Linked DNA regions of Mus musculus: region 2 is linked to region 1. Evidence: chromatin loops called from intact Hi-C (ENCODE). Cell type or tissue: left cerebral cortex. All regions are shown on one strand. Links, peaks and the distances in the headings refer to the core of each region. The heading gives the core; the rest is flanking DNA. Region 1 holds the start of Actn1 (actinin, alpha 1). Region 2 overlaps Actn1 (actinin, alpha 1).

Region 1 (5,303 bases), core at 1-5,000:
GCGGGGCAGAAACGCATTAGGTTCACAGGTAAGGAAACAACAGAGAGATCTGCTCTGTCTCACTCAACGTCCCACTTCTAACACCTAGAACTCAGCCTGGCTCACAGTCAGTATTCACAGTGCATTTGCCAAACTCTAGCTAGGAAAAGCTCAGAGCTGGAGAGATGGCCCAGTCACAAAGGGGCTTTCTGCACAGGTATTAAGTATCTAAATTCAATCTCTAGCACCCACATAAGTTGGGTACAGAGGCACAGGCCTGTAAGCTTGGCACTAGGCGGGGCAGAGAGACAGGTAAATCCCTGGAGTTTGTTAGCCAGTCAGACTGAGTCAAGAGCTTCAGATTCCATGAGATAGACCTCCCCACCCCCCACACACACCCCACACATCCCACACACACCCAGTTTTCAAAAACAAAATGGAGAGTTGGCCAGGTTGGAGGCAGAGGCACACGGTGTCTCTGAGTTCAAAGCCAGCCTGTTCTATGTTGCAGAGTTCCAGACCAGCCAGGGCAGGGCATAGAATGACTCTATCTCAATAAATAATGTAGAGAGTGACTCAGGAAGACACCAAACATCAATCTCTAGCCACCACATAGGCATACCCACACATACACCACACACAGAGAGAGGAGAGAGAAGGAAGTGACTTGCCCACAGTCTCGCAAACAGCTATGCTGCACCGGGGCTAAAATCAGGCTGTCCTCTGCCTCTCATGGCTCCCACCGCACCGTGTCACCTCAATTCTCCTCTGCCTCCTCTGGCCCTGTTCACTCATAGGCGGTGGTCCCATATAACACCCACCCTACTCGGTAGGAAGAACAGCAAACCCTACGTGGTGCTGGCTTTACACCTTAAGAAATGTCCTATCATTCTGCTAAGCACTACTCAGGTGAGGAAACGTATGCTCACAGAAGGCAACTGAGAATGAACGGCCAATGGCCACAATCTTGAACCAGGTTTTCCAGTCAAAAACAGAGGGCCTTCTGCCAGGCTGCCACTATTAACCTAAGCTAATGTAGATTCCCTGATTATCCCAAAACCTACTGGCTTGGGATGCCAGACTTAGTTCTCTATCCTTCCTCCAGCTGCTTCCAGTGCGCTGTACACCCGCCCTCGGCCCAGGCTACTTCTCTCTTAACCGGCCTACTCATCCTCACATGTGTCTAGCTCACAGGGCTGCTGGGATCTCCAAGATAAAATGGGTACCATGCTGCCCACATTAGCCAACATCAGCCTACATATATTACATATGCCCGGAGATGATGACCAAATTCCCCCGGCGTCTGTTCCTACCAAGTTTGTGTTCTGGGAGGCTATCATTTTCTCTCCAACTCTATTGAATATGTTTGTCCAGCCATTCATTCTTTAATACTGAGTGAGCATATCGGCCCAAGGCTCAGTATCTTCAACAACTCCATCACTCCTGTCTCTTCCAGCACAAAGGTGGACTCCTGGAAGGGACTTCTATTCTCCATAGAAGAGCCTAAGATTTCCACCATTCTAATCCTAACCCCTTCTTAAGAAAGATTTTTTTTTAAAACTCTGGAGAAATGGCTCATCCGTTAAGAGCATCAGCTGCGCTTTCCAGGGACCCAGGTTCAATTCTCAGTACCCACGTAGCAACTCATAACTGCCTGTAACTCCAGTTCCAGAAGATCTGACACCCTCACAGGGACATACATGCTGGCAAAACATCAATGCACACTTTAAAAAAAAAAAAGTCACTTTAAGAAACTTTTTTTTTTTTGACAGAAAGAAGCAGGGGAAGGAGGGCATCTCTCGTCCTCCCTGGAAATCTCCAAACTTCTCACTCAGTTTTCTCTTCCATCAACAGTCCCAGGAAATAAATTCGAGAGTGAAGAAGGGGGAAAGACCCTCAGCCCTCAGTCCTTCCAGAAAAGGGGGGGGGGGGCTGACAGGAAGAGGGCGGTGTCTGTAAGCTACTAATACATTACAAAGAAGTCAGTTCAAAGCCAAGAGACGCTCTTAAGTTGCTGTTGCAGTAAGAGACAGGGGCAGGGCCCCAGGTTGCCTGTTTAAGGAAGCCCATTGTGGTGTGTTTTAAATTACCTCTGCTGGTCTGATGAAGTGAGCAAAAGGGCACCGTTTCAGGGCTTAGGATTCCTGAGTGAGCTAATACAGGATGCCTTTAGCTGGGGGAAAAAAAAAACCTTCAGCCGGCTCACTAAACTCCCCCCCTTTTAAGTTTAAAAAAGGGAATGAATGTTACCATTTTTGGACATGAGCATTCTCCCTCAAGCCCAGCCCTAACCGCACTATCCAGAGGGACGCGCCATCCTGTACACCCCCCCCCCCATTCCCAGATCACGAAGTGGGGGGGGGGGGACTGAACGGGAGTTGGGTGTTGGGGGGTCAGGGTACGTGGCCGCCTAAGGAACGCGCTCTCTGCTCAGGCAGGAAGCCGTGACAGGGTTAATGTCTCCCCCTCCCCAAGCAAGAGAGGTTTCTGACCTCTTCCTGCCTATAGCCATTACGCTCCGGACCCATCGCCAATTTCTCAGCTCAGACGGGGCAGCATATCCCGAACCTTGCTGATGGCGACTAGGATACAGGGCCGTGGATCCTCGGAGAACAACCCCAAATATCTCCTGAGACTGTCTCTCCACCAGGAGCCCAACTAGAGCCAAGCTACTCAAACTCGCGTTTCGCCAGCAAAAGAACCGGGCAGAACACAGATGTGAGGGTTTGCAGCCACCAGTTCACTGAGTTAGCAATAAAACCGTTCACCGTCCTGACCCCGCCCCCACAAGGCCCTGAGGAGCCCGCGAACGACCCCCGATTCTCAGCTCCAGCCGCACTCCGGAACGTCCACTTCCAGGTAGATCCCGAGGAGGTCGCCAAACCCTCCGACACCGGCTCTGCCCACTGTCTGCAGACCCAGCTCGGGGCGCAGTAGTCGGGGCAGCTTGCCCCTATGGTACAGAGCCCCAGGGGCGGCCCAGGAAGCGTGCTGCCACCGCACGCCATATGGAGGCGCCAGGAAAAAGAAGGAAGGAGAAAATCGATCCCGAGTAAGCAGCCATGGAGCCTAAGTCTCAGCCCCAGCCTCTGGAGCATCGCCCCCGCGCCTTGCCCACGGGGAGACAGTTTCGGCTGCACCGGGGTGGCCCGGACCACCCGCTCTGAGGCGATTTGCCCTCCGGCGGCGCCACCTCCCCGCGCCGCGGCGAACTGTTCGCGGGCTCCAGGGCAGGGGTGCTCCGCTCTCCCGCCCGGTGCCTGTAACTCAATACCCCACCTCGCAGTGGCCGCGATGTCCCCGCCTCCGCTCTTGCGCGCCGGGAATTGGTTTCCAACCCGGAGCCCAGGAGTGCAGCGGCCAGAGCGGATCAGGGCTCAGGGCTGTAGCGGGTGGGGGTGGCTGCTAACCTTCCTCTGCTGCTTCTCCCAGGCCGGATCCAGGAGCAGGTCCCGATCCCAGTCCTCTTCAGGCTGCATGTAGTCGTTGGTCTGCTGGGAATCATAATGGTCCATGATGGTGCGTGCGTGCTAGGAGCTGGATTTCTTCCTCCACCTTCTCTCCAGGCGACGGCGGCTGCTGCCCGGGTGTGGGGAGGGTGTCGGCAGGGCTGGGCTGGGCTGGGCTGGGCCGGGCTGGGCTGGGCTGGGCTGGCGGGGCCGGGCTCGCTCCCCTGCGCCCGCTTCCGCCGCGGCTCTGTTCGCAGAGGCTGCTGCTGCCGGCGGCGGCTGGAGCTCGCGGACTGCCTTCCTGGGGCGCGCGCTCGGACCTAATCTCCACGCACACTGCTCTCAGTGAACACTCGCGCTGCGGGAGCAGAGGCGGGCGGGGGCGGGGAGAAGGGGCAGAGCCCTCCCGAGGTTCTCCATTGGCCAGGCCGAGTTGCCCAAACTTCCCCCCAGCGCCTCTCATTGGGAATTCCTGGCATCCGTCAGGCGGGTCTCTGTGCATATAGGTGGACTGGGCGGCCCCCTCCGGGCGCGCACGCCACCGCCCACTCCCTGGGTTCCCACTCCCCCGCAGCTCATGTGACACCACCTTAAGCTGAACCGGAGTGGAGCCTGGGGACGCCTCCCAGAGCTCGGGGACCAAATGGCACTGTGCTCCGGAGCCCGAGGAGTCGCTGAGGATTGGTCCCGTTCCCTGCCGGCGGGAAGGCCCAGAACTCCGGCGCACCGGTGTTCCTGCGGTCCCACGCAAGCTACAAACCCCAGCAGGGCGCGGGGAAACCCAAGGCATATTTCGTTTTCTCTTTCTCGGGGAAACTAGGTTGGGACAAGTCGGCACCCTGGAAAGGGGTTGGGAGGGCCCACAGTAGAAAGGAATTTCCTGATTCCACCACTGCTCCCGCCCCGCCCCTCGGGACCAGGCTGATCCCTGTCCTTCTAGAGCCAGATTTGTGGCTAGCTGGCATTTCTCAGCCCACTGAGTTTCCCGCCTCGCCAAGGATCCTTGGGTACTTCTCTAGGGTTCCGTGCACTGGCCCGCTGCGGACTTCTTGTGTGGCAGCTTGGCTGTCCGGCTTCCCAGGTTCCTTGGCAGGTATTCCCCGGTGGACTAACACAGCTGAAGCTACCTTCTGGAGACTAGTTTCCTCCTTCCCCACTTTTACAGCTTCCCTACCTACACTTTGCTGAAACTAGGAAGAGCCCTAAAATGGTCTACCTGTATCATAAACCTAGCAGATGCATACACCTAATAGATGGAGAAACTGAGACTCAAAGAGCAGAGCTAGACAAGAGACTTAACCAGCATGGACTCTACAGGCCCATTTTGTGTGTAACCTTGTGCCTGACAAAACCTTATTATCCTTGGAGGAGGAAGAAACAGCGCAAGACTAACTAAACTGCTTGGTGCTAGCGGTACTCCCTGGGCTCAGTAAAGGAGGGTGGAAATGTGTTGGTCCAGCACTGTTGCATTCTGGGAAGAAGCCGCCCGGATTCCTAGTGGTCTTTTGAGGGACTCTGAGTATGAAAATCAGTAACAAGGAAACCTGCAGTTGGTTTTGCATTCTGGTGTGGACAACAGATACATCCCTCTTGTACCAGTAGGGCTTAATTTATACAGGCATCCCTTAATACTCGGGACTCATTTCAGAACCACTGCAGATACCAGAATCTGCAAGAGCTTATGCCTCACATGTATAGAACAGCACAAAATTGATTGATATGTAACCTACTTACAGCCACTGTACACTTTAAATCATTCCCAAATAGAAAAGCCATGTGACTCGGGAACTGGAGAGATGGATCAGCGTTTAAGAGCACTGACTGCTCTTTCAGAGGAAAGGACCCGGGTTCAATTCCCAGCACCCACATGGCAGC
Region 2 (5,365 bases), core at 366-5,365, 90 kb before region 1:
TAACTGGGTGGTAGAGCTTGTCTGATTCACACAAGGCCCTGGGATCCATGCTCAGCACTGAAGGAGAACCCAGGTTAAAATTCTTTATCCTCAACAGACTAAAAACTAATTTACGGGATAACTTGGTGGGCAGGCACACTTTTGTTCAAATGACTTACGTGATCGTTAAAAATAAACACTGATGAAGGACCAGCCACCAAGTAAAGGCTCTTGCCACCAAGCCTGTTAATCTGAGTTTGATCCCTGGAACCCACGTGCTGGAGGAAAGAGCCAACTCCAAGTTATCCTGTGACCTCCTGATTTGCTGCGGTATACACACGACCCCTGTCCTCCAGTAAACAAATGCTTAAAAAAAAATTTTTTTAAAGCCCTGCTAAGGACATAGACTACCCACACCTTTAGAAACTGGAGCATCAGAATGCTTGTATCCTGGGTCTGAAAAACTTTCAGTTAAAAGACTTTCTTCCCCCAAAGCCTACATTTATCTTAAGATAATTTGCATAAAAATAGCTAAAAACAAATATCTCTGCCCTCTCAAGGTTTTGAAACCAGGACCACCCTACTACTAGTGCTTTCTCCACAGACATAGATTATCTTCCACGATTCCTACTTTTTTAAGGGTAAATGCATAAGTTTCCCAAGGTAAGAGCCAATCCCTCACCTAGGATATCCTCAGTGGCCCAGAGGCCAGACCAGACTGAGAGCTCAAGAATGTCCCCTGAACCAATCCCTACAAGGTTTCACCATAGACTTCTCTAGCTTAGCCCAGAAAGTTCAGATGGCTTTAGTCCCCCTAAATGCAGTTAATACTAAGGATTATCCTATTTAAAGAAAAAAATCTTAAATGTATTTCTTTAGTGTGTGCGAGCATGTGTGTGCACATCCACGTGTCAGATGACCACTTTTGAGAGCTGGTTCTCTTTACCATGTGGGTCTCAGGGATCAAACTTGGGCCTTCAGGCTTGGCGGTAGGGGCCTACCCATTGACCTACTTTCAAGTGATTCTCCCTTCTGAACAGAATCTTTAGATTGGCCACAGCCAACACTCATGCTCCATACCCATTTACCATCACTTTATAACAGCACCACTTAATGAATGGGAACCTGGCAAAGAGCCAGCCCACCATTTTCAGGAGGCACAGCCAGGGATTTTAAAACCGCCCCCAGGCAGAACTCCCCAACTCGACATATCTCTACTTGCAAAGTTATTTTAACCATGATCGCTCTTGCTCTGCTCTGTAGTCTTGGAAATTCTAACAACAGGCTCCCACCACCACCATATATTCTTAGACAACAAATGATAAATTGGAGCTTATCATCATATATGTTTGGATATGGGGGGAATGCTGGCAATCTGCATTGTCATTGAGTCCCTGCAATGACCAACAGCTACTATCTGTGGCACATTTTGGGGTCTCAAGGGATTGAATTCAGGGCCTGGCATAGGCTGGTTGTACACCCTGCCACCAAGCCCCAGTACTCTATGGAACACTTAGAGTAGGAAAGAGGACTACAACCCTGACACAATCCAAGCTGTCCCCTGCAGCAAAAACAAAATGGTCGGGGTCACAGAGAAGTCACAGACAGCCACAGAGAACCAAGAAAGCTGGGGGTTTTCGTCAGGGGCTCTTTCATGCGCTTGTTAGCTTTCCCCTGTACATAGAGGAGGCCATCTTCTCCTCTTAAAGAAGTGAGAATGTACCAAACCAGGCTCAGAAATCTAGAGGTGGGTGAGGACAGGTACCCCACACCATTCTTGACACAACCCACCCCCACTTCTGGAAGTCAGCCAAAGGAACAAGCAAAGTAATGTCACGGGAGTGTTGTTTTAATACAGTCTGTGCCAAGCAACATCATAATCTCCAAGTTTGTCCTATCTTTAATAGGCAATATTCAAAATTAAAAAACATAACAACTCTGCAGTCATAAAACAGGCCAGCCACACTTTTGAAGAGACTGAAAAATGAGAAGCCATGAATTATCTTCTTTGAAAAGCAGCCATTTCAAAAGGTTTTCTTTAATATCATAAAATATTCTCATGGACAAGTGAGCTAGCAAACACACATGCACCAATGTGCCTCTGATGAGAGTACCCACCTACCCCACCCCCAAGTGGGCATGAAATTAGAGAAATGAATACAGCAGACAGAACAGGTAGGAGGAAAAAACTTCAGTAAAAAGAATGGAATATAACTTTGTGCTTGGTTATTTTCCTATGTCACAACAAAAACATTTCGGTGCAAATAGTTAATTTTTCCTCTTTTCCATTTAAGACTGGTGGAGAAAAAAATACTTTTTTTTTTATAATAAAATATGTAGTTTTTTGTTTGTTTTTTTTTTTCTTTTTAAAATTTTTTTTTAACGTAACTTTTTTTTTATCCTTTTTTGCAGAAAATAATTTTGTAAACTGTCACTTTGTGGGCAGGGAGGCTTGATGCCGCCTGGGTCGGAGCTCTGCCCCCTTGGTGGCTGAGCTGAAAATAATGAACCCAGCCAGCCAGACTGGGCGGAGGAGGAGGAGGAGCAGGGTGGGGCGCACGCGCAGAAGGCCGGGGGTGGGGGGGTGGTGGAGGGAGGCAGGGGCGGGTTAGAGGTCGCTCTCGCCATACAGTGCCGTGGAGAAGGACATGTAGTCTAAAGCACCGGGCACGGAGTCGGGGCCCGCGTAGGGGGCCATTCTTGCGATGCAGTACTCGGCTTGGTCAGGGGGCAGCTCACGGCGCAGCTCATCCTCTGTGATGTAATTCTGCGGAGAAAGCATGGTCAGGGTCGGAAACCTCGGCAGCGGCCGGAAAGCAACGCGGCGTTGCCGCAACTATTAGGTCGTAAACTTGCCGGGAATGTTAAGTACCCGTGTTCTAATTTCCTCGCTCTACTTGATCTGTAGAATACGTGCGTGCATACATATAACAGAGACATCCGTGTGTATGTACATATATATATTTAAGTGCATATTATATATTTACAAGTAATATATCACTTGTATATGGTATTTTAAACACGTCACGTTTTCCATTTTAGTATCTACTTCAACTTCCTTCCAAACCTATTTCACTCGGACTTTTTCATTCATCCTACCGATTTACAGTAACCACCCACTGTCTCAGCGTCAGCACATCCTACCTTATCTCCAGCCAGGATCTTGAAGGAAGCCATGACCTGATCTGCAGTATCAGTATCTGCCGTCTCTCGGGACATAAAGTCGATGAAGGCCTGGAACGTCACTACCCCCAAGCGGTTGGGGTCTACAATGCTCATGATTCGGGCAAACTCTGCCTCTCCCTGGAGGAGACAACCAACCCACACCTGTCACCCTAACGGCCTACTGGGGCATCTCAAGTGTACCTCCAGCTCCAAGTTGCCTATGGTTGGAACAGGAGGCACAACAGACATCTGATCTGGCTTGGGTTGCCCCAGGGTGAGAAAGTGACCCAAACGTTGTGAGTCTCAGGACTTCCCACCCCCTGCAGAGCTCTGGGTTTCACTTACAGAAAATGATGGGTAGTATTAATTATAATGACGATAACTTCAACAATGGCTAACTAACACTCATACAGCATGTATTATATAGGCCAGCTAATATTCTAAATTCATCTTATCATCACAACTGAATAAAATCATAGTATTCCCATTGTATGGGAAATCTGAGGCCCAGACAGGGTAAGTGACTTACCCAAGGTCACATGGCTAGGAGGTAGGGAGCTAGGATTAGGACGCAGGCAGTCTAGCTCCAACATATGCTGTTTCCTTAACATGACAAGTGTGCCAGACAAGTACGCAGTCCTTGTGATCACTTTATTTAACTCTTACAACCACGTTGTGAGGTTTCCTCACTACATCTGAGACCACAAGCTTTGATAGCAATGTGGAATTTACGGAGTATACTTCTAGTCTAGCCTTTAACCCTGCTGGGCATCCCATGGGCTCTGTACTTGGTTCAGTGGACACCTGTCTATCCAGCTAAGGTCCTATCCAGCTCAGCTGGATGCAGAGGGGACAAAACAAGGTTAGCGAGAGGCCTGGGTCAAGACCGAGTGGTGGCAGGTCTGGATGGAGCTACTACCAGGGCAGAAGTATAAACCACCATTGTCATGTAAGACAAAGTAGAATTATCATTCTATAAACCTTGGGGTTGGCCGTCCACAGCTGGTGTTCACTGTGGGAGTGAAAAAGCCCTTTCTCCACAGAAAGTACCATAAGATAAACTGGTTCAGAGACCATGATGAGGAGGCTAAGCCTCCCAGCCACACCCTGGCCCCATGGGTGGTCTGGTTTTCAGGTGCCATCTTCCCCAAGGATGGCCATAAGGGACTCCCCCGAGGAGGGCAGTTCTAACCTAAGAGCCTTTGTCCACCATTACTAAGACTTAGCTTCTCCAGTCAGGTGGCTGCCTCCCGGCCAAGGCAACTTTAGAAAGCCTGGCAGGCGGAGGAGGGGGTTTACGTTACCATGTTGTAACCCATGGAGATAAGGCAGGCGCGGAAATCGTCTGTGTCCATCATGCCCGTCTTCTTCTGTAGGGCAGTGGCGCCAAGACACAGGAGGGACAGACAGGTGGGAGGAGGAGGGGCCAGCCAGAGGCCAGGAAGACAGTGGAAAGGAATGACCCAGTTTATGGTACGAAGAATAGGAGTAGCCGAAGAATGTAGGAGGAACATGTTGAAGGAGGTCAGAGCAAAGAAATGCAGAAGTCCAGTCCACAGATGAGATGTGGCGAGGGAGAGGAGGCGGACACCCAAGCAGGTTCCCAGGAAAGATAGCCGAAGGCAGAGGTCAGAAGTCAGAGGAACCGGACAGTGGGCAGGCAGGGAGAGCAGAAGAGGATGAGCCCCGTGGCCCACAGGAAGGGGGACAGGGAGAGTCAGACAGAGAGAGAAGAAAAAAAGGAGAAATGCGTTATTTCTCGCCCCGGAGGCCACCCTTGAGCGTGCTCCATGCAGGAGGCGAGTACCTGGGGGTCGTTGCCAATATCATAACCCAAGCTGATGAGGCAGGCTTTGAACTCTTCGGGACCCAACGTGCCGGAGTGATCCTGGGGCCGTGGTGCGCCAGGCAGCGAGCCATGCGGTGCCAGGGAAGAGGAGGCCGTGAGGGGGGTGGGGGAGGGTGGGCCATGCCCCGGGGTGGAAGGTGGTGTGTGTGGGGAGACACGGGGACAAAGGCATGCGGATGGATGGAGAGGGTGGAGGGGAAGGGTGGGGGAAACGGGAAATAAAAATGCACACAGTTAGACACACAGACAAGGCTCCAGAAGGGGGCCCTGTCCCTGGAACACAGTCCTGCTCGGGAAAGCAGGGCCAGAGGGGGAACATGATGAGCCACAAGGGTGAGAAGCTCCCAGAAGTGCCCCAGGTGACCTGATGTC

What was found. A loop is a pair of places that touch in the nucleus more often than their neighbours do. Peaks named below come from ENCODE experiments on the same cell type or tissue, not always from the same donor. Only the 100,000 strongest peaks of a DNase experiment are listed, where the experiment ranks them.
Region 2: it touches region 1 in a loop (2.6-fold over the local background); 1 of 42 quality-filtered maps calls a loop at or near these places.

What each region holds. Positions count from the first base shown.
Region 1 is chr12:80,256,598-80,261,900 of GRCm38, forward strand. It overlaps Actn1 (actinin, alpha 1), which reads right to left and starts at 3,766. Exons shown (of 21, transcript NM_134156.3): 1 at 3,390-3,766. The coding sequence starts at 3,494. In left cerebral cortex, for the core only: CTCF peaks have their summits at 2,968 and 4,024; DNase peaks (open chromatin) are centred at 1,159, 2,200, 3,039, 3,258 and 1 more place; H3K4me3 peaks cover 3,810 bases; H3K27ac peaks cover 2,329 bases.
Region 2 is chr12:80,165,735-80,171,099 of GRCm38, forward strand. It overlaps Actn1 (actinin, alpha 1), which reads right to left. Exons shown (of 21, transcript NM_134156.3): 19 at 4,952-5,032; 20 at 3,124-3,282; 21 at 1,808-2,746. The coding sequence ends at 2,588. Among named protein-coding and RNA genes, the nearest start is that of 2310015A10Rik, 36 kb to the left of the region's middle. In left cerebral cortex, for the core only: CTCF peaks have their summits at 2,456 and 2,703; DNase peaks (open chromatin) are centred at 1,150, 2,550, 2,740 and 3,116; H3K4me3 peaks cover 1,080 bases; H3K27ac peaks cover 1,109 bases.